Regions from separate parts of the Mus musculus genome. Here region 2 is linked to region 1. Evidence: chromatin loops called from intact Hi-C (ENCODE). Cell type or tissue: left cerebral cortex. All regions are shown on one strand. Links, peaks and the distances in the headings refer to the core of each region. The heading gives the core; the rest is flanking DNA. Region 1 holds the start of Tax1bp1 (Tax1 (human T cell leukemia virus type I) binding protein 1). Region 2 overlaps Hottip (Hoxa distal transcript antisense RNA).

What was found. A loop is a pair of places that touch in the nucleus more often than their neighbours do. Peaks named below come from ENCODE experiments on the same cell type or tissue, not always from the same donor. Only the 100,000 strongest peaks of a DNase experiment are listed, where the experiment ranks them.
Region 2: it touches region 1 in a loop (2.6-fold over the local background); 8 of 42 quality-filtered maps call a loop at or near these places.

What each region holds. Positions count from the first base shown.
Region 1 is chr6:52,705,910-52,717,980 of GRCm38, reverse strand. It overlaps Tax1bp1 (Tax1 (human T cell leukemia virus type I) binding protein 1), which reads right to left and starts at 4,252. Exons shown (of 18, transcript NM_025816.3): 1 at 4,126-4,252. In left cerebral cortex, for the core only: no CTCF peak of the experiment used is centred there; DNase peaks (open chromatin) are centred at 3,644, 3,994 and 4,264; H3K4me3 peaks cover 1,574 bases; H3K27ac peaks cover 1,348 bases.
Region 2 is chr6:52,265,158-52,277,228 of GRCm38, reverse strand. Hottip (Hoxa distal transcript antisense RNA) reads right to left here. Exons shown (of 2, transcript NR_110442.1): 2 at 9,626-11,860. Among named protein-coding and RNA genes, the nearest start is that of Hottip, 8.4 kb to the right of the region's middle. In left cerebral cortex, for the core only: a CTCF peak has its summit at 6,525; a DNase peak (open chromatin) is centred at 6,525.

The DNA.
Region 1 (12,071 bases), core at 3,159-5,658:
CAAGTCCTACTTAGTTGGAAAGAGAAAATACAGCCAGGCAACTTCACCAGGCCAGACTCTGCTTCCTTGTCTCTAAGGCATTTCTACAGAAACAAGTGCAGTAAGTTGGGAAGAGAATTATAAATTAAAAATTCCCAGTTACTAATTGAAGGGCCTGACATATGTCTAGGAACCAATGTCTGAAATGCTACAGCGAGCCCTTCCTATTGTAGCCTCAAGGTTCTAACACCAGCAGAACCTCTTTATGTGTGTCAGGCTGTAAACTACTCTCTATGACAGCATTTCTCAACCTAAGAGTCTCAGCTCCTTTCCAGGTCAAATGAACCTTTCACAGGGGTTGCCTAAGATCATTCAAAACCACAGACACTACAATTTATAACAGTAGCAAAATTAGAGTTATGAAATAGCAACAATAATAATTTTATGACTGAGGGTCACAACAACACGAGGAACTATAATAAAGAGTCTCAGATTAGGAAGACTGAGAACCACTGATCTTTGCACTAAAACCCAATTTTATTATTTCTACAATTCACTAATATCCAAATCAAGATGAATAAGGAGATAGTTGGCATTAGCTAAGCAAATGTCCAAAACTAAGAAGGAAAAAAGCACTTCTTTCCATGCTATCTTTACTTACACTTGGGCTTTTACTAGCCCCAAATGGAGCAGCCTCTTGTGGTAGTATTTCTTCCAGTGGCTCCATATGGAACTAAATGACTTTTTCAATTTTAAGTATTTCACCTATCCTACCAATTAAGTTTCAAAAAATCTGGGTGATAAATTACATTATATTTTTTTAACTCTCCATCACTTAGCTACAAAACAAGTAAAAAGGCAGTCAGGCGTGGTGGCGCACGCCTTTAATCCCAGCACTTGGGAGGCAGAGGCAGGAGGATTTCTGAGTTTGAGGCCAGCTTGGTCTACAAAGTGAGTTCCAGGACAGCAAAGGCTACACAGAGAAACCCTGTCTCGAAAAACCGTAAGTAAAAAGGCTTAATTTCTACCATTCACTTTAGAAACTCCAGGAGAAGAAAAAACAATGTGTTTGGAGGAAAGAAGGGGGTAATGAAAAAAACAGCAAAAGTCTTAATTTCATTGCTCCTGTTTCCTTTGTGTGCAATCAGAAATTTCAAAAATAAAGTCAATAAAAGAAAATAAAAAACCAAGCTAGTAACAAACCCCTGTGTCTAACTTACTTCAATAGAAAACACTGCATGAACACTTTTGTACCATAATTAAGATAAGGGTTGACAGCCATTGTTTTTAAAAACCTTCAATTACAAAAATAGGGGCCTATTTCTAGCACTTTGAAAATAGAGGCAGGCAGATCCCTGTAAGTTTGAAGAGGCCTGACCTACACATTAAGTTCCAGAGCAGCCAAGGCTACATACAGAGCAAGACCCTCCCTCCAAAACAAAAAACAAAAAAAACAAAACAAAAAACAAAAAAAACAAAAAACAATGTGTGTGTGTGTGTGTGTGTAAAATGTCTCCAAACTTAAATCCTAAATGACAGAAACATGTGAAGGAGAATAAAAATAGCCTGATGATTTAACAAGTCCCTTATTTACTCTTCAGTCTTCTGCATAGTTTGTAGAATAGCATAGCCTCAGAAAGATATTAGCAGCCAACTTTGAGGAGGCAGGAACAAAGACTTGTTAATCTGCACTCCTGAAGCCATCTCTATCTCCACCAGCCTTGATAGCTGGTTATTCCTATATTCTGCCCAGCTGTGGTTTTCTCTTTTGAGAAAGACTCGCTGTGCAACTCTAGTTGAGGCTGGCCTCAAGCTCACGACACTCCTCCCTGCCTCAGCTCCCAAGCGCTATAATCCCAGCTGATAAAATATCAGATCCAATTTAACTTAATTTTTGTATCTTTTAAAATACGTTCATTTGTAAAACACTGTTCTTGGCCCACAAGTATTAGAAGATAGAACTTTGTAATTTCTATTAAGGCTTATTTAGAACAATGTAAACTTTAGAGCTACAAGTGCAGAAAGCCCAAAGTTTACATACTAACAATCAGTCCAAAGAAAATACACCAACAAGCTTCACAGGTGAAGCAGGGCTTGGTTGAAAACACCTTAACATCAGCACTCAGAAAACAGGCAGAAGCCAGCCTGGTTTCCATGCAGAGCTCCAGGACAGCCAGGGCTACAACATAGTTAAGACCCAGCCAATAAATAAGTAAAAATAAAATTTACAGGTAAGTTAATTCTTCCAAGGAAATATAAATATATAGTTAGAACTGCATATAAAAACTTTAGCATCCGGCTGGCGAGATGGTTCAGCAGGTAAGAGCATTGACTGCTCTTCCGAAGGTCCTGAGTTCAAATCCCAGCAGCCAATCACCCATAATGAGATCCGATGCTCTCTTCTGGTGTGTCTGAAGACAGCTACAGTGTACTTATTTATAATAATAAATAAATGTTTGGGCCGGAGCGAGCAGAGGTCCTAAATTCAATACCCAACAACCCCATGAAGGCTCACAACCATCTGTACAGCTACAGTGTGTGTGTATTAAAATAAAATAAATAAATCTTTTTTTAAAAACCAACTTAGCATCCTAGGGGATGGAGCGCTGACTCAGTAATTAAGAGCACTTACTGCTCTTACAGAGGACCTAAGTTGGGTTCACAGCACCTACATGGTGGTTCACACCATCTATCACTCTAGTTCCAGGAGATCTGACATCCTCTTCTGACTTAAGTCAGATATAACCAGGCATAAAATGCAAGCAAAACACTCATACGCATAAGTCTAAATTTTTTTAAAAACAGCATCCTTTAAAGGTTACAATTTATAATTCCAAGATGTTATTTTTGTCCTAGAAAAGGTACTCAATGGTTACATTTCACATACATTTCACATACACGACTGTGATTCTAAGAGCAAATGGTATGCAGCTAATGTAATAACTTGAAAACAAATAATACAATACAACTGTATTTGAAATTTAACAAATAACAAAGACGAGGGGGAGGAGGTTAACCAGTCATTCCTAGCATAGTCAAATATATTCTTGCAGAAATCTAAGATAAGTTCAGGGCGTTTGCCTAACATTCGAAAGGGACATACAGAAATCCAATTTACCCCTGAGAAGAATAGAATGGAGGCGAGTCCTTGGCCTCAGCTTCTTCTCCACACCTAGAGGGTAACCTGGAGATCACAAACCCACTTAATCAACCCACTTTTAAGGAATGTTATTCAAATAACCATTTTCGAATGTTTTGGGATTGAACACTAAAATTTTAATTATATTTGTTCGTGTCCTAATCATGAATTTTTACCACTTGGCAAAAAGCAGCATACTTGGCAGATACTTAGCATTAAAATGTCTAACATACCAACATAACGATAAAGCCGGAAATCTATCATAGTCAAACGCCACAACGTTTTCCAACAAAACTTTCAGGAACAAATTGTACTTCATATTTCTCAACAGGGAAATACAAGCGAACACCCCAGCTACGTTCTAACAGTACAGTTTTCGGGCGATGAGCGCTAGCCAGAACACGTCTTGCACCTTCCGCCGGGTCCAAAACACCGGGGAGAGTCAGCAGTGGGTGGAGCGAGGGAGGCGGAGTCGTGAAATCAAGTCCAGACGACCACAGAGCGAAGCGATCCTCCCCAAGATTTCTTAAAGCCTTCTCTTGGGCACCAGAGGGGGAGGGCTGCTTTCCAAACAGCAAGACTCAACTAATCTCTCAGCCCAGGAGAAGCCGGAGATCAAGCCAAGCCAGGTAAACAGCCAAACCAGGCGACACAGGGAGTCCCCGCCTCTTCCTCCAGCGGAGACTCAAACCAAAACAACCCAACGGGTCCTCCCCGGCTCGCCGCGGCCTAGCGCGCCCGCCACCCGTCCCTGGCTTGTTAGACGCCGGGGCCAGCCGGGGCCAGCCGCGGCCTAGCACGCCCGCTCCCGCCACGCTTCCCACTCTACGGTCACCCCAAGCCCAAAACACGTCACAATCGCGGCCCGGGGGAAGCTCGTCCTTGGGAAAGAGAGCTTCGTCACCACGGAGACCGTTCCCAAAACTCGCCAGGCCCGGGTTCCAGGGCCGAGACGGAGCGCGAGCGCCGGTTACCTCGAAAGCACGCGGCCCGTCCGCAAACCTTACCGGTCAGGGCCTCCGCCCCGCACGCTACGCCGCGCCCCGAACCTCCGCGGCCACCACCACTGCCTCTCAGCGTAGACCGGCTACACCTTCTCTAAGCGGAGAGCCGGCGGTGCGTCACTTCCGCCCCAGGGAGGCTCGCTTCCGCCTCTGCTGCTGCGCATGCTCTGCGGCGACACGCCCCACTCGCTAGCTGTAAAGAGTCCTTTAGTGGTTTCCCTGACAGCTTTTTCCTCTGTGGCTTTTGGTCAGTGATGTAGTCACCTCAAAACACAGTCCGTTTGAAACAAATTAACTGACTTACCAGCGAAATGGGAAGGATCGCTCAGAGGCCAGGTGACCTGGGTCTTAAATATCAGTCTAAGCTAATACATGTTTCAATATATACAGAAGCCCCAAGAACTGTCATAGCTATCACGAATTGAACCATCATATTCCCGTGTTGCTATGAAACTAATGACATTTACCGTATCACCAGCGAAGAAAGCATAACATTAAACAGAACAATAATATACAAAACTCTAATTTCAAGTTCTTTCATTTTCCACACAATTCAAGTCCACATTGGCCTCCATAAGACAGGTTCTTAATATTTGCTGATTCATTTGTTTCTTATATATTGAAATTTTTTAAGTTGGGTGTCTGTGTGTTTGCTTGTTTGTTTGTTTAAATAGGGATCTCTTCATTCTGGTCCTCCAAAAGGAAAAATTACTGTTGAGAGACATAGGCTGTTGAAGCAAAAGTTAAGTTCGGCATTGTGGGTTTTAAAGAAATATTTATGATTAAGACGGTAGTGTATTCATGAGATAAGTAATATTCCAACACAAGATATGATGGATTTGAATAAAATACACTTGCTTCCATGAAGTTCCAATTCAAACTGCACATTTAACAGAGAAAGGTAAGCTATATAAGGCAAAAGTAATTTTAGAAATTTAAATTATTTTCACTTCCATATCACGATCAACCAAGTCTTCCTTTTGAGGTATTTCTTCCTGTGCTGCTCTAGAAAACAACCACAAGGGAAAGCAGGTCACAAAACCACAATGTCTATAATAATATAATGAAATTGAGATCTTTTGCGTTTCAGACACTTCATTTTAGTGCAACTATAGGGGAAAATGCCCTGGAGAGAGAGAAAGAGAGAGTGAGAGAGAGATGAACAGACAGACATCTCAGGGCATTTAACCACAAAGGGGCATTCTGTTGGTCAGGAGACACAGCTACCAAAATGCAGGGCAGGGTTTTAGTTTTTAACTTCATACAGAACCTCCTTACTGAGATTACTCAAGACCCCATGATTGCTCTCATGGCTGGCTGTGAGTTAAGGCATTCTACTGCTCCAGGGTGAAGACATCCTGTTACTTTTTTAACTAATTGATTTATTCACTTTACATTCCAATATTACATCTCCTCCCAGTCCCCTCTGCAGCTCCACCCCTCATCCCCTCTCCTTCTTCTCTGAGAAAGGGGAACCCCCCTGGGTATCCCACCACCCCTTACCCCCCCACACACACACACATCAGTCACTATAGGACTGGACGCTTACTCTCTCACTGAGGCCAGACAAGGCAGCCCAGTTAGGGGAACTGGATTCACAGACAGGCAACAAATTTGGAGACAGCCCCTACTCCAGTTGTTGGGGGACAGTATGAAGACCAAGCAAGCTGCAGGTCTGACAAACACATGCAGGGGGCCTAGGTCTGGTCCCACGCTCACTCTTCAGTTGGTGGTTCAGTCTCTGGAAGTCCCAGTGGTCCAGGTTAGTTGACGCTGTGGGTCTTCCTGCGGAGTCCCTACGCTCTCATTCTGTTATCTTTTAGACTTGGGCTTTATTAGGAACACTGTAATCAGGAATTTACAACGAAGCTGTACGAAGAGAAGCGGGCGGGGCTTGGGCTGTCTTAGGAAAACATCTAAGTAATCCATAGCATTAGAGCCTGCAACCTAGTATCAGTGGTCAGATATTAGCAGGCTTAAATCTTGAAAATGGACTTCTTCCACATAATTAGCAGTTTGTAAAACCAGGATTCAAAATTGCAGGCCTTTGATTACCATTTAAAAGAATGGGATCTGGGGCTGGCTGGGAGTATAGCTCAGTTGGTATAGTGATTGTCTAGAATTGCCCAGAATAAACAGGGTATGGTGGTGCATGCCTCTAATCCCAACACTCTGGAGGAGAGAGAGCAAAAGGATCAGAATTTTAAAGTCATCCTCAGCTACACAGTGAGCTCTAGGCTAGCCTGGCCTACATGTGATAAGAGTAATATCTCACTTTGAGCAGAGAGATGATATTCTGAACTGTAGAATGATCATAAGACTACTGTGTAGTCCAAGCTTTCTGCTAAAGAACAAAGACGTCTGCCGGGCAGTAGTGGCACACGCCTTTAATCCCAGCACTTGGGAGGCAGAGGCAGGTGGATTTCTGAGTTCGAGGCCAGCCTGGTCTACAGAGTGAGTTCCAGGACAGCCAGGGCTATACAGAGAAACCCTATCTTGAAAAAAAACCAAAGGAAAAAAAAAGAAAGAAAGAAAGAAAGAAAGAAAGAAAGAAAGGAAGGAAGGAAGGAAGGAAGGAAGGAAGGAAGAGAGAGAACAAAGACTTCTCTCACCCCCTTCCAATGGGCTGTCAGTCATCTGACCAGGATACCTCAGAAAAGCTCAGCAGGTAAGAGAGCTTGCCACTCTTGTAGAAGATGGGAGTTCTGTTCCCAGCACCCACATCCTGCAGCTCAAAGAGAACTGCGATCCTCGAGAAATGTGAGCACAGAAAGGAGTGGGGTTTATAAGCATGCTTTTATAGAAGGCACCTTTTCCTTCACATTGATAGTTATACATACCAGTTAAAATACATATATACTAGTTAGAAAAAAATCCGAATTGTAAGTCAACTCAGTTAATGAAATCAGAAAAACTGGGCTGGTGAGATGGCTCAGCCAGTAAGAGCACTGACTGCTCTTCTGAAGGTCCTGAGTTCAAATCCCAGCAACCACATGGTGGCTCACAACCACTCGTAATGAGATCTGACGCCCTCTTCTGGTGTGTCTGAAGACAGCTACAGTGTATTTATGTCCAATAATAAATAAATAAATCTTTGGGCCTGAGCAGACAGGGACTGAGCGAGCAGAGTTGACCAGGAGCAAGCAGGACCTATCGGAGTGAGCAGAGGTCCTAAAAATTCAATTTCCAACAACCACATGAAGGCTCACAACCATCTGTACAGCTACAATGTACTAAAAAAAAATAAAAAGAAAGAAAGAAGGAAAGAAAGAAAAAGAAATCAGAAAAACACTGTTCTAACACAAACCATAGTAAAACATGAATTTTCGGCAGATATTTTTATTTTTTATTTGTAATAGTTTCTTGGGGTTTTGGATCACATTTTTTCAATGAAGATCTTTATTTGGATTTTCACCTTGCTTCATTTCTTATGATAATGGTTCCTTGGGTTTCTAGACTGTATTTCTCCCCCCCAAAATAAATGCATATCCTCTTGATACTTAAATGGACTTTTAAGACAGTCTGTAAGAAGTGAAATACAGAATATCTGCCCGGTGGATCTCAGAATGTTTTGGAGTTTAAACAGGTATATTTTTATGTTACATGACATCCCATGGGGTCTGGAGCAGCAACCCAAAATCATAATTTTTATTTTTTAGGAAAAAGCATGACTAGTATGCTAATAATACATTAAACACACAGCAGTATCTCTTAAGTTCAAGACAGATTTTTCAGATCAGGTGAGGTCAAGTATAATAAGAAATGAGTCAGGTCAGGAAATTTAAGAGAATATTGTCACGAAATTTAAGAGAATACTTTATTTTTAATGCTTTTTGAAATCCCAAATAATGACTAAGGGCTGTAGCACTATTTAAAAACTAGTAAGAAGTAATTTACTGAGCAGCCCACAATACTTCTTGGGTAGTTTAACTTTGAAGAATTTATTTTTACAATTAATTTATTTAGATATTTTTATTTTGTCTTGCTATTTTGAAACAGAGTCTCACTGTTTAGCTTTGTCTGGCCTAGACTGTGCTAGGTAGACCAGGCTGGCCTCAAGATCTGCCTGCTGATCTTGTAGTGCTAGGATTAAAGCCATGCATCATCATACCCAGCTTGAAGAGTCTCCAAGTGGTTGTCCTGACCTACTGTGTACCGTTATCCTGGGGGTTGTTTGGGTTTTGTTTCATTTCATCGTGTGTGTGTGTATGTGTGTGTGTGTGCGTGCGCACGTGTGTGCATGTGTCTGTGTCTGTGTGCATGTGTGTGTGTGTGCATGTGTGTGTGTGTGCATGTCTGTGTGTGTGTGTGTGTGTGTGTGTGTGTGTGTGTGTGTAGGCATGCCACGTAGTACATGAAGGTCAGGGGACAACTTTGTGGAGCTGGTTCTCTCCTTCCAACTTTCTGTGAGTTCCAGGAATTAAACTCTGTCCTTGAATTTTCACAATAAGTGATTTTACCCACTGAGCCATCTTGTCATCCTCTGTCCCTTTGCTCCCCACTCCCAAAATAAGAACTTGGTCAGGAGTGGTACTGGTCTGTTATCCACAGTACTGAGAAGGTGGAGATCAATATGGCAGAGTCCATATTTCACAGCTGTATAGGCATTTGAAACATTAACAGGATTTGAAAAGCTATAGAAAAGGCATGCATAGGGGGAAAAACTTCATATAAGAATTGTAAACAGAGTGATTAATTGATTGAATATTAAGAGATTAGAAAAGTTAATGAACCCATGGATATACTGGCTCAGAGGCAGAGCCTTTGGCTCATTTATTAAAGACCCTAAGGTTGATTACCAGCACATAAAACCAAAGAACAGAAAAAAAAAAAAACACAAAATAAATTCAAGTTGGAAAATTCAATTGAAAAACCCAAAGAAAGGAATTGTCTTTAACTTTTAGAACAATAGGTTTCTTTAGAGTACATAAGATTTCTTTTACCGTAGTTTTTGTTTTCTTTTTTAAAACATATGCATAGCTTGCCATGGTAGCACTTACCCTTAATTCCAGCACTTTGGAGGTAGAGGCTGGTCTGATCCACATAATAAGTTCCAGAGCAGCCAGGCCTTCATAGAGAGACCCTGTCACAAAATTAAAATAAAATAAAAGCATATAAAATAAAATAAAGGCAAATTAAAAAGCTACATGTGTACACTGCAAATGTTTCTGTAATCTCAGCTGCTCAGGAGGCTGATGCAGGATGATTGTGAGTTCAAGGCACTTACAAATACTATCCCAAAATAAATAACTATATAATAAATAAATAAATAAATAAATAAATAAATAAGTGACCAGCGTGATGGCACACACCTGCAATCCTAGCAGAAACATGGTGAATTCAACAAAAACCTTAGATTTGCAGCAACTCACTTTAAAAATAAATTATTCATTTATTTTTATTTTATAGGTATGCATAATTTCTGTGCCTGGTATTCAGGGAGGCCAAAAGAAGGCGTTGGATCCTCACAAACTAGAGTTTCAGACAATTGTGAGCCCCCATGTGGGTTCTAGGAATCCAACCCATCCCTAATTCACTTCCTTTAAAAAACAAACAAACAACAACAACAACAACAAAAACTGTTGAAGGGCCTAAAAAACAATGGGAGAAGGGGAAAAACTAGTGATAGGCTGCTGCCATGCTAATGAAGTACCTCTCAGTTCTAAACCCCCCTCTTTTTGCACTTGGGTACTTTAAGAATAATTCTCTTTTGACAGCTGGCAGTGTTAAAATGTCTAGGGCAGGTGGAAAGTACTGGAGAGGCTACAGGGAAAAGGACTCTACTTCCTGGTTCCTGTGTACTCAATAAACAGACTCTGGCAGTATACGTGGCTTTTCCAATGTCCAAATCTCACACCCACTCAGCTTTTCCAACGGCCTGCGCTTGCGAGTCAAGGACTTCCGGCTGATGCACCCTGCAACTCCTTCCTACTGATTCCACCCACTAACACTATGCTTTCTGTTCTAAAGAGTTTTGGTGTGGAAAGACCCCCACCCACTCCCTCACCTCCAGTAAGATGTTCCTTCTGGAACAACTTGCACAGACTCCAGTATCGGAGTTCTAGGAAGTTCTCGATGACAGATTTCTGAGAAGCCCTTGAGTTCTGCGGAATTTCTAGGGGATAACTATCTTCTGCGCTCATTTATTCCAGGGTCCCCTACATGCCATCAGTAAAGGGCAGATCTCAAGCCTGAGAGAGAATCTTCCTTGGGCATCAGGTAGTTGTTGCTCCTTGTCAGTTCCTTTGAGTTACCTTTGTTCATATTGGCCCGCGCCTGACACAGTTAAATTTTCAAATAACCTTTTCCTGGTTCAAATCACTGCGTGTTTTCTCTCTGCTGATTGGACTCCAACTGTTACAACACTTTCTTTAGCTTCCACTAGCTAGCTTAATGAGTTAATTTAGTTATGACCAGCCAGAATTGTAGCCCTGTAGTTCTTTGCTCTTCTGCAATTTTGTACTGTTTTTGATGTTAATTATGATGCATAGGTATAAGAAGTTCATTGATAATATAGTTTAGATTGTAGAATTCAATGAATGATGATTTATTAGCACTCAACACTGATTGATAGAATAGATGAGAAGATGCTGTATTTATAAACATATCACAAGGAAATATGAAATTACTCAGTGCTATGTACTGGCCATGTTTAGAAGTTGACATCTATTTTAGTAAATTGTGCAAATTTATTTAAAGTTGTTTAGCATGATATGTCAGGTTCCAAGACAAGCTGTGAGTTAATGAAATATCCTTTCTAAAAATTCATTAATTTAGTTATTTTTGTGGTGCTAAAGATCAAACCCAGGGACTCACACATGCTAGACATGTGTTCCACCACTGAACAGCAACCCCAGCTCTTACTTTTAGATTATTGTTTTATCTGGGGACATGGGGACATGTCTTCTTTCTAAGTTACTCAGGCAGGGCTAAAACTCAAGACCTTGCATTTCTGCTTCTTGAGTAGCTAGGGTTAAAAGTGAGAACTGTCAGGCCTGGTGTCTTAGTCAGGGTTTCTATTCCTGCACAAACATCATGACCAAGAAGCAAGTTGGGAGGAAAGAGTTTATTTGGCTTACACTTCCATACTGCTGTTCATCACCAAGGAAGTCAGGACTGGAACTCAAGCAGGTCAGGAAGCAGGAGCTGATGCAGAGGCCATGGAGGGATGTTTCTTTCTGGCTTGCTTCCCCTGGCTTGCTCAGCCTGCTCTCTTATAGAACCCAAGACTACCATCCCAGAAATGGTCCCACCTACAAGGGCCCCTCCCCCACACACACACCTTGATCACTCATTGAGAAAATACCCCACAGATGGATCTCATGGAGGCACTTCCCCGACTGAAGCTCCTTTCTCTGTGATAACTCCAGCCTGTGTCAAGTTGACACCCAAAACCAGCCAGTAGATCTGGCTAATTAATTCATGTTTCTGAGACAGGATCTTACAGGGAAGTCTGGGATGGCTCAAGTTGGCCTTGATCTCATGATTTTCCTGCCTCTCTATCCAAGGTGCTGGGACTGCAAGCATGCACCACCAGGCCCAGATTACTTTGAGACAGGCTCTCTGCAAATTTCCCAGGCTGGTCTTGAATTCACTCTGTAGCCCAGGAAATCCTTAGAACTGAAATCCTCCTGCCTCAGCCTCCTGAGAATCTGCAAGCCACAGAGCCTGGCAGAGTTTGTAGTGCTGGGGAACTGAACCTAGGGCCTCAGCATTGCTAGGAAATAATTTTACTGCTGAGCTATACATTTCTTGAATCCTCCCTTATCTGTACCATCCCTTTCATTTAGATTTCCTTCCTAGACTCACTAAAAGGTACTAGGCAGTCTTATCCAGGGAAACAAATGAAACTGACTCTCAATAGTCATCTATGAAGAACTAAATTCAACTGAGAGATCTCGAAGACAAGCATGAAGCTGCATTGTCAATGAGAAGAGTGGGTAGGTTCA
Region 2 (12,071 bases), core at 5,529-8,028, 440 kb after region 1:
TGATGCCCTTTTCTAGTCTGTTCTGGTGTGTCTGAAAGCAGAGACAGTATTCTAACATGCATAAAATAAATAAATCTTTTTAAAAACCCGTGGTTCCCAGCCCCTCAGGCTGCATAACCCTGCCCCTTGCTCGGATCCTGTTTCCTCCTACAGCTCCCCTCCCCACTCTGGAAGCACAGTTGGAAATTCAAATCTCAATCTTTACTGTCCCCGGCCCTCAAAAGCTTGGCCTGGCTTGCTTCCTCTCTCTGGGAAAAGTCTTCGGGACCCTGTCCTGCCTCTCTTTACGATGACCCCAACCTTGCTTCTTACACCAATTGTAAGTTTTTCTTCCTCTTCTCCCTGTACCTCCACGTCTCTTCCTAATTAAGTCATATCCAGGGTGTCGGGGAAAGAGAGGAAAGGATTTTGAAGACTTCCGTGCTGCAAGTTCTGGGAGCCTATAGCTTTGTGGGTTTTGTGAGGTGCCAACCACACCGTGGTCGTTAAACCCACCGTGGTCCTGGGGAAGGAGTGGTTCTCTTGTTTCTGTTAACCTGGGAGCCCAGCTACATCTTGTTTATCAGACTTAGGTTTTAATTCGGCTTGGTCAGGTTCCAAGTGCAGAGGTGGAGATTAAAGGCAACGGGGAGAATCCAATTAGCTGCCCAGTCTTCTTTAAGCCAAAAAACTCAGGTCACAAACTAGATCAAAGCGAAATGATTTCTCCTCAGCTCTGTTCATTAAGGGGAGGGTAAGAGCTCACACTGCTAAGCTGGGCTCATTACTGGGACTGGCATTTTAAATACAGTATCTCCCCCAAATTACATGTTTCAGAGGTCAGAGGGAGAAACCCAGATTATCTTACATGAAGTCCCTGGCTAATAGAAACCAGAAAGCCAAAGAGTATAGGGCTCTAGGAAAGGAACTAAGCAACGCTCTGATATTCCTGGACAGGAAAAACCAAACCTAGAGGCTGAAACTGGCCTGGAGCTTGCTCAGCTCCATAATCCCTCCTCCAGGGATGTGAGGGACTGAGAAACCAAGGGCTTCCAGGTGACCTGCTTACCATTTTGCTAGAGCCCTTTAGAACTGCATTCCTGGTCAGTAGAGCTGCAAGGGAAACTCCCCACTGCTCAGCCAGCCCAGTCAAGCCCCGCTTTCTTCTAGCCCCAGGAGGCAAGCAGTTTTTTGAAGAAAAACTCTTCCCCATTTTTTACTCTGGGGTCAGTCCTTTCCTTGCAGCGGGAAGCCCTGGGCATACATTTCTGCCTCCCCAGGCTCTTATTGAATGGCTAAGGAACACTGGCAGAAGGGAGCACTAAGACCCTGCTCACACCTACTTCACATGGAAGGGATCACGTTTTGGATTGTTGTGAGAGCATTGAGAAAAGTGTGATTCTATAGGAGAGGAAAAGGGAGAGGCAGGAACCGCTCCAACCAGCAGGAAGAACTGTGCCTTCCCTCCCTGCCTCAGCCTTCCTAACCGTGCGCCTCTTTAACACAGCCCCTCATTTTGTGATGACTCCCAGCCATAAAATTATTTTCATCGCTACTTCATTTCATAACCGCAGTTTTGTTTCTGTTATGAATCATAATGTAAATATGTGTTTTCCTATGGTCTTAGGCTAGTGACCCCTTTGAAAGGGTTGTTCAGTTCTAAAGGGGTTGAGGCCCACAGATTGAAAACATACAAGCACTGATCTTTTTTTTTTTTTTTTTCAATTGAGCCAGGAAATGTATTAAATTCTGCTTTGCCTCACAGACCACTTCTAGAAGTGTCTCTAGAAGATTGCATATGTAGGTTACAGGTCTGTAGAACACTGAGTGTGGCTCTAACTTAAGTTTCCAGCCTTGAGGACAAAGCTACTTCTTGGGTCTGAAATATGTACCACCAGCTCGATATGTTTTTACCACCAATCCGTCTCAGCAGACTGACTTCACTTTTGGGGGTGGGGGAGAGTGTCTGACTCCTGTGAATGAAAAAACTGAGAGAGAAAGAGGGAGAGGGGAGAGCTGGGGAGAGTGATGGGGGGAGGGAGGAGAGGAGAGGTCTGCTCCTTCAGAAGTCTTGCAGTCCCCAATGCCTATCCACTTCCTGACTAAGGCATCACTATCTCAACCAGGTTTAGAGAAACCCCAGAAACCTCATTATGCAAAGTTACTCAAAGCCTAGGGTTTGTTTGTTTGTTTGTTTGTTTGTTTGTTTGTTTTAAGGGTGCAACCACCCACTAACTCTCTCTGAGACTGGAGTTCTTACCCTCAAAGGCAGATTTGAAGTGACATCTCAGAGACACCCCCCTTAAATCTGAGAGCCCCCTACTCTAAGTCCCCAAGTAACTGTACCTCAAAGGGATTCTGTTTGGTTCAAGGACAAGTTAGGACGATTTGTCTTAGTTCTCTGTGTGCGCACTTCCCCACCCTGAGACTTCTTCATCCCCTCTGCTCCCTGCACACCCTCCGCTCTCCCTACCCCAAGCCTCGAAGCCTCGGCTGCCCGGAGCCCTGAAAAGCGCTCCAGCTCACACGGGTTTTTCTATTTCCCTCACAACACGGCACAGCGAGCCAGGTTGTTTTGGTTTGTTTGTTGGTTGGTTGGTTGGTTTGTTTGTTTGTTTGTTTGTTTGTTTTAAGCCAGCAGTCTAAAGCAAGTTTAAAAATCGGATCTTTTGTAAGAAAGCAAAGAAGAGAAAGAAAAAAGAAAAGAAGACATGGAGGGTGGTAAATGGTTCAAAGGAGCAAAGAAATCCTCCGAAACTGGCACCCGCGGTAGCCAACCCTCCTGCCAGGACCCAGTTATACCGAGCGATGCAGGGCGGGATTGGGACACATAAACTCGAGGCAACTTTGTCCAGCAACTTAGCTGAGCGCCGCCCGGCACCCTCAGAGCCGCCGCCTTGTTTGAGGGCCTAAAAAGCCCTGACTGAAATGAAAATTGGGGGCGCGGAGGGAGAGAGCAGCTAAGGACTTTTAGATGCACACTTCAGTTACTCTAAAGGCGGCGGCCAGGTATCGCCTGCCAACCTCGAGCTGTGCACTTTCACACGGCAGGCGGGCCACAGCCTGGAACCCAGAGTGTTCACAATCGAAGTGAGGACCGCAGGGTGCGGGGCAGGTGCCACCACTGTACCTTACAAGGTTCAGTCCGGAGTCCTGGCCACTGGGAGAGTGGGAGGACCTGCTGGGGGTGAGAACATGATGGCCCGGGAATGGAGGCGGGGTTCCCCCCATCTCAGCTGTTCTCCTGGCCCTGTAACACTTGGACCCAAAATAGCAAGTTCACCCCAGGTCAGCTTTGCTAGAGCTGACCCTGCACCCCACCCCAGCAAGGCTCAGCCCTCCGCCTTTGAGATCTGCTCAGGCAATCAAGGCCTTCTAGGTGTGTCATCTCTATCTGGAGCGACCAGAGTCGGGTGAGCCAGGCCCTGAGAAAGTGAAGAAAAACCGCTACAACCCCAAACTGCGGGAGGACTCTGATCTCACCCAAGAAGGGTGACCAAGGACTCCACCGCCACAGGCCGAGCCACCGCCTGGGGCCGATGAGGTCCTCTGGCGAGGTCTTAGAGGACCAAGGGCTGGCACAGCTTATCTCTGCAAGGCGGCCTCTCTCTCTCTCTCTCTGGCGCCTGCCCGGAAACTGACCTGAAAACCGACAGATAAGCCCTTCGAACAATCCGGGAGAGGGAAGAAAAATCAAAGCAAAACAAAACAAAAGCAAACGTGGCTTCTTCTTCGTAAAGTTTTCCTGACTTCTCATAAAGGTGGCCTGACCATTTACAGTAAGGGCAGAATAATGTTTGAGTCTGGACGACATAACTGTCTCCAGACTTGCCTCTCCCGTGCCCCCAGCTAAGGTTTTCAACCAGCGAAAGCAGCTAATGCATTTGCACACATTAAACATCTTGAACGCATAATTACAGGCTGCAGACAGGCTGGACAATAAAATATCTCCCCTCGATATTTTTGGAAACCTTTTGCGACTGTGCCTGGAATAAATAACAACCTCTTCCTACGTCCTTGGCCATCCAACGGTGACCAGCCTTTATTTCAGAAAACCCCTCACCTCGGCAGTGCTTTTGAAAAATGGTGGCAGGGGTAGACAGTGGGAAGCAGCCAGAGAATAAAGCTGGCAGGGTAAGTGCTGCCGGCTGCTCTGAATGTAGACAGAGACCAGGAACTATACAAAGAAAATGCATTCGGAGCCATGTGGGTTTCCTTATTGGAGACTGCAATTAGAGCTCTCTAGGCCTCAAGGCTCTGAGCACCAAACCCTCTCCACCATCTCTCTATCGGAAGACCAAGAAGATTGAAGGGATACATTGTTGAGTTCTTGCCTCAAAACCACCAGTGCAAACCCAGTTTGTACCCTGAGCTTCGTACTACCTGGGAAATCTACCAGGGGAGGAAGAGCTGGATGACCAGCGGAGCCACAAGCCTGAGAGAAGGAAGTTTAGGCAGTTATTTTCATCCAGAGGCCTGGGTCTCTCTAGCTTCCCTTGAGTCTTAGTAGCCTGGTCTGTAAAATGGAGATGATTATAATAACCTCAGGACCCACTTCACAGGTCGTTATGAGGAAGCACTTAAATTTTTTTTATTGCTGTATAACTTACATATAGCCAAGTATACAAATCTCAAATACCCAGCTGAGTGATTTTTATATATGCATACACTTGTGAACTACTACAAAGATCAAGGTGCAGAGTGCTGTTACTAGCTCCCAGAAGTTTCTGTGAAGAAGGAATTTTAACACTGACTCTCGTGTGTGGTCATCTTGTCTCCAACTCAAAGATTCAGAATCCTATTTTAGTATATGGACTTTCTTGACCTTGGGGTATAGAACTACTAAATAATTGATTGGGTAGATAACTCAGTAGTGTGTTGCATGCACAAGGCCCTGTTTTTAATATCCAATTCTGAAAAAAAATGTAAACCAAATATATATATATATATATATATATAATAATATATATGTAGTTATATATTATATATAAATATATATAAATAATAAATTATATATAATTTATTTATTACTAGGACAGGGTGTCACTATATAGTCTTGATAATCCTAGGACTCCCTATGTAAATCAGGCTAGCATTGGACTCTCTGAGATCCACCTGCCTCTGCCTTTTGAGTGCTGGGATCAAAAGCATGCGCCACCACCACAACTAATCTTTATGATTACCATAGGTATGGGCTATGCGAACCTCTGCTCTAGAGGAGCACTAGCGATCTTGCCCCCAAGTACTCAGGACTTGGGAGAGAAGTTGAAATGAGGCTTACATACATGTTGGAGACAATGTATCTTTTGTGCTCATGACTAGCATGCCTATGTCCAGATCAGGAAGTGATCCCAGAGGGAAGGGTGAGTAGAGATGCATGTAAGGTTAAGATCCAAACCTTGAGATCCCTTATTTGAGCATCTTTCCTGAATCCAAATATAGCTTGATAGATGGAGAAAGAAAATTTCCCAAAGAGGTACTTGGCCTATTTTGTGAAGAGGTATAATTCCAACAGCTAACAAATTCAGTTCATTATAAATTTTCAACACACACATAAAATTAAATCACTTCAACACTCTGACTCCAATTTTTCTCAGAATGAGTCACTGTTAGTGATGCCTTTTTAAAATGTACTTCAAGAGGCTGGTCCTGGCTTTCTGAGACAGTTCCTCACTGATTACAGGTGTATTGGCACTGAAAGTTATATTCAGACCCAGTGTCTAAGACAGAAAACGTTAACCTTGTGTGGCCCACAGAGTAGCAACTGCAGCCTGAGTTCTAGGCCTTGACCTAATGGGAATGAGCTTGGCAACCCCCAGTATAATCAGCTAAGTTAACTGTCATTACCAGAGGACCCCCACTCTGCCTGCCTGGAAGCAGAGCCATGCTGGGAGAAATAATCAAGGCATTGACCATGACTTTGGAACTTCAACCATTCTCTGAGGTGAGGGGAAATTGGTAATGACTCTTGGAGTTTTTAACTATTCTGTCTTAGTAGCCATTAAAAAAAAAATCACTTCGGTCATTAGCCCACCCTGGGTGTTCACCTCCGACTCCATTTCCTTAGTCTACTTTGGAGCTCTATGGGGTGGCCCCACTTTTGTCCTGCCCAAGCCTACTTGGAGGCAGGAGGTGAGGATAGAAGCCTAGGGCTGTGCCCCCAGACCTTGGACCGTGCAGTATCCGCTAGGAGAAGTCACAGGAAACGCTTTTACCACCTGGACGACCTTGACTGCAGCCGATTAAAGTTTAATCCGAGGTGTGTGCTCAGCCTTGCCATGTTATTTAAACACATCAAAGGTCATAAAAAGATTCCAAAGGCGTGAGCAGGGCGACTCGAACCGGCAGGGAGCCAGCATTTGATTCTAGTTGACTTCTAGGCCTAGGATTTGGAGAGTAGGGTAACTAAAGGGCCAAAAGAATCAAAGGAAAGCGTTTGCTTTCCCAGAGAAACTCCGGACTTCAAAACGTAGCAGGGGAAACCGAGTCTCAGACAAGGAGACAAACAGTGCTCTGTAATTCCGATTAACTTGGAAGACATCTAGTGGGGAAAGATCGCAACTGCAGTGACGTCTTCGGAGCATCCTCTGCTCCTGCCAACCCGGGACAGCACTGCTGGACTGCTGTGCCAGTCTCTCAAGTGCAGTCCTTTATCCTGCCACATGCTTGCTCTACTGTCTAAGAACCCAGAGTTCTGAGGAGCCGTTTCCACTCTGAGAGAAAAGACCCAGCTCCGAGGGGTCTTCTCTTCAGGTCGCGGTTCTGGTATCCAGTGATGAGGTGTTTGTTGTCCAAGATTCCCATTCTGATCCAATTATTCTGGAAGTGCCTGATCCTGCTTTGGGAAAAGTCCCACACATGTATGTGTGGCTACATAGTAGAGTGCCTTAAGGCAAGAGGTAGGAAAGACAGCTCACCAGCTTTAGATTGCAATCCACTAGGCAGCTAGCAGGCAGCAGGAGGTCAGCTTCCCAGGATGTTCAGGATGTATCACCAACTCATCTCCAAAAAGGAATCTTTAGACCAAACCTTCATCCATGTGGATATCCACGACATGCTACCCTCGCTGGAACATTAAGGCCAAATCAGCAGTCTGTACACCTTCTCCCCTTGTGCTTATTGTAGCCTCTCATTGAGCTGGCTTCACTGGCTTCCATAGAGTGAGGATGTGTTTATCCCCTGCAGCCTCCTGCCTGACTTCATTGGGGGTGGGGGTGGGGCTCCATTTTTCTGGTACCACATCATCCTAGAACTGCCAGGGAAAGAGTAGCATCAGACCGCTTATCTTTGTGATTAAAGGGGAGGGTGGTAGGGAAGGGGGCTGGAAAGGTGGCTTAGTGGCTAAGAACATTTGTTGTCCTTGTGTTGTTGGTTTTGTTTTTTGTTTTGTTTTGTTTTTTTCAAGAAGACCCATGTTTGATTCCCAGCACCCATACAGTGTCTCACCCTATATCCAGTGCACACACATGCATGCAGGCAAAATATTCATACACATAAAATAAAATAAATAATAAAATAAATAAATCTTTTAAAAACTAAAAAGAAAGACAAGAAACACTGCTCTACATTGCCTTCTAAGGTGCGAATCCCAGTACATTGTGGAACCATAATTGGAGTCCAGTGCAGGAATTTTCTGGAGGCAAAGGCTGCAAAGGACGTGGTGGCTGCTGGCACCAGCCCTCTGCAGGAAGGGCCTTGTCTGGTCTTGTTCACTGGCAGGACCAGGACTACATACACCATACACATGGCTTTGGGAAATGACCTCTCCTGTGTTTTCTATCAACTTACCTTCTCTACACCCATACACAATCCAACCTGGGCTTAGAAGTCCCTTGATTCTCAAAAGAGGGTCGTTATTTTACTCCCCACTTCTTAAAAATAACAATAAATTAGAAATGATAGAGGAAACCATTCAGGTCAAAAATGCTTTACAGTTTTTTTTTCCCACAAACACTAGCCAGTCCTCTTTAGAGACCTGAAGTGCATCAGACCAAAGATGGCAAAGTCTGTGGCTCTCTCCGCTCCCACCCCATTCCATACCACCTATTGACTGGATGGGACTCCCCCCACCCCCAACCTAGGAAACTCCCTTAGGTTTTATTGAATCAGCTACAGATTACTGAAGCAGCTCTAGGTGGGGCATCTGAGGCAGGACTGTAACTGAATTAGCCTGAGAATGGAACCCTGGGATCTGGATTGCAAAGGAACCCAGGATGCAAGGGCTAGGAGTAGCCCAAGTCCCATGCTGAGTTTGGATGGGCTAGTGTACCTCTTGGAGACTTTCAGATCCCTCACCCCAACTTTGAGCCCTACCTGAAAAGTCCCCTAACCTTGCCCAGCCCACTGGACTTGTCACCATCGCTACTACACATACACCACACCGAGTCCTGTTTTTAGCACAAGCTGGAGGGACTTCTATTCCTGGGGTGACAAATGAGTTTGCTTGCTCTCAGTGACATCAAATTACTTTGCACCAGCCGAGGGTCCCATGACCCTACATAACCTCACATTAGATCCTAAAAATGTAAAAGAAATATGGCCTTTTAAAAAGTGGCTGAGAGCAAGTGATTGTTAGCAGGTTTGAGGGGCTGTCCCCAACTCAGCCACCGACTGACTGACCGAAGCAGATCCCAGCTGGAATTCACACGCTTGGGCTCTCTATAGAGAAGCTCAATTTTGAATGTAACTCAGGGCCCTAATCAGGGTCTCAGAGTTCAAATTATTTTTGTGTAATTAGAGAAATCACAGGGAGGCTTGAAGCCCTGGCTGTGAAATGGGACCTCAGTGGGTGGTAGGGGCAGTGGAGGAAGCACGCGGAGACAGCAGAGCCAGCTTCTGAAGAGAGCCAGCTTCTGCACGGAGGGGGCTTCCACTCACGTTAAAAACACAGGCATTGCTTAAGTTGTCACAGCTTAAATGGTTTGTCAGGAATTCAAACTTCATTGTTTCTCATTTTCCTTCTCCCTATCTCTCCCTTCCTCTTTGTCTCCCAGTTATCTGTTAGTGTTTTTGCCCCGTTTTCCCCTCTTCCTCCGAATTTTTGATATTCTTAATTCTGCAGTCTCTGCCCTGACCTTGACCCAAGCCTTTATTCCTTTGGCGAACTCCATCTTAAGATCAGGAGACCCAGGACACCCACACCCTGGCAGCCTCTGTGTCCTAGGCCATGTAAGAGTGGATTTGTTAGAAGCCCTGGGCCGCAGTAAGGGAAGGAAAGTCTGAGGAACGTTTCTAGGGCTTTCTGCCACACACTGTTAGAACTGCTAGAAATTGACACAAAGTGTATGCAAAAACATTCTCCTGTTTAACTTATACAACCCTTATGAGTTTAGTCAAATACCACTCTTCCACTGCCATGAAGAGTTATATATACTTACTATAAAAATAATTCCAGATATTTAGCAGCAAAGGGGAGGACAATTAAAAAAAACTCACGAACAACCCAGTACTCTGGCCATGGAAAGAGGTTGGAGTGGGTGGGGGTGAGTCTTATTCAGCAGTTGCTGGCCACAGAATTTGTCAAACTCAAAAATTTCTATAATTTGTTTTTGTCATTTTGGCTTATAAAGTCACCAAGAGTTTTTAGTTAAATCAACTTCAGTGTTTCCTGGAATCATGCTCATTTTCAAATAGATCACTGAATTAATGCAAACAAAACATTCGTGCTTTTATTCAGTATTTTAAAAATCTCTTGTTGCAGAAGGAATATTTTAAAAGGCGTACAGAGCTACATTTTTTTTTCTAGAAAACCATGGTAACTTTGATATCAATTCAGTCCACCCTTTCTTCTCTTAGTTTAAGCATTAGAAATTTCTATGAGATGTCTATAGGGAAAGAGATGTTTTGAAATAGGAAATAAGCATTTGCTTAACGTGAAAATGTATCAAGTTAGGACACAGGGCACCCCCACATCAATCTTAAACGAACAGAAATCTTCAGTGAAAGGACTCAGAGAAGAAGTTGATATAACCCTCCCCCGCATGTGTAATTTTTATAAAGAAGACACATACAATTTCAGATAAGATCCCAAATCTTTTTTGCTCCAGGTTCCTTCTTGGTGAAACCTTGGGCTCTCAATAGTCCTTGCCTCAAACAACTCCAGTTCACCCCTTTCTCACAATCTTAAAAATTCTCAAAACCTTCTATTGAGAATGAAGCAGTTCAATACCTGGGATATAATTAAGCTTTAATTATCAAAAAAGGTATGCAAGATAAGATGATAATAAAGTCAAAGATAAACTGGATGTAGAGGGGCTTGCTACACCTTTATATGTATTGGGAGGGGGGAAATATATTTTAAAGTGTAGTTGTTGTATTAGGCAAAGGCAGAAAACATGTTCCCTGTACAAAGCGGGAGGGAGTGGCCAACTGGGGAGTCCCTGGAATGGCCCACTTACTCAGTTTCCAGGAACAGAAAATGACCTTGTGCAGTTTTGTTTTGTTTTTCATTCTCTCCGACTTCCCGAAGCTTTTTTTCTTTTCCGGCCAGCTCCTAGTCCCAGCCGAACCTAAGGTCGGGGTCGGGGGCTGATTAACGAAGCAGCTTCCGTACCCAGCTACTCTCACCAAAGTGTAAATACCTTTAAAAAACTAATATCAAAAGTTTGTATTGAGCTGCTTCGTTTCCCAGAGCATTGGGCCATGAAGGGATCTAGTCCCACAGACAAAGGACTGCAGCTGGAGGCTCCCTCACAAGCTCGGAACAGCTCCGGGAGGGTCCAGAGATTCTAGGGGAGGCCATCTGAACCAGACAAATGCTGATGGGCCGCTCACCTTCCACTGAAGACAGGTGTATTTACCGTATTTACAGACCCAGGAGGGAGGACCAGTGGTTGGAGAAAGCTGAATTGAACCAGAGGACAGGAAACTGGCCACCAGGCTGCTTTGACAAGGTGATTTTCCCCCCTTAGGACTTGGCATAATGACTGTATTTCACTACGCTTGTGCCTGTGTATACATTTGGTGTGTGAATCTGTGCGTGTGCGTATGAAGGCACACACATAGCTATGGTTACAGTATATAACGTGCCTGTAAAATCTGATTACACCTCAGTGTGTACTTGAAGGGGTCTTGAGTTTCCCCCTTTCTCCTTGCTGGTGAGTTTCCCTCCCTCTGTTGCTTTGTCTATTAAGAATTCACAGCCAGATGGGGAGTGTCCTTACGGAAGACCCCTATGGGCCCAGTTCTCCTGGCTCCACGCTGATTTCTCAGGGAGAAACACCGAGTCCAACAGCACCAGACTTAGACGCAAACCCGCTACTTCCTTCAAACTCTCGACCATCTACGGTGTATTTGTTGATATAAAGCCCGGCGCTGGTTTCCTGTTTTGTTGCGGGCAGTGAGCATCAACCAGGTTGAGAAGGGGTCCTTTTCACATGGCAGCTGCAGGCGCCGGGTTGCCAGGAGGTACCCCATTCTTCCAGCATCCATCCCAGTGGCTCTGAGCTCACTCCCAGAGTCCGGCAAGCTGGTGCCCTGGTCGGGATGCCTGCCACTCACTGTGGAAAGAAGCGTATTCCTTCAGGTTGAGCCTCTATTTACAGGAATTCGGTCCCTCTGCATCCAACTCATATTAGGGTCCTTTAGGTGAAGTCTCAGTTTCCAGATGTGGTGAAGGACAGCGCAATGACGCCATTAGAACACGGAGAGAGCTCTCGGCACCATCTAAATCACTCGGTTGAAGGGATCTCAGGCAGCGGGGTAGGGGGTGCTGCTCCCCAGAGCCTGAAACCTGCTGCTAGTGCTTCTAAAACGGGGGAGGGGTGCGGGCGGAGGTGCCTTCTCCCTTCTTTGAGACTCGGTAAGAAATAGAGGGTGATGCAGTTGGAGTTCTCTTTACTATCTCTTCCCGATGGCTGGCTCCAGGCTGGTCCCGTTGTACCTGGTCCAATCCAGCAGGCAGTGAATGAGTCACTTATCCAATAATTTGCCCTCCTCAAAGTCCGTCTTGGGGTGATCTTAGAGGCAAGGTCTGTGACTTTCTTTCTTGACCTCCCAACTCCACATCAATGTGGGTCACCATAGTACAGAGCGACTGACTACTCATGTTCCAAAATTATCCCCACAACACGAAATGTTTCCTTTACTTCATT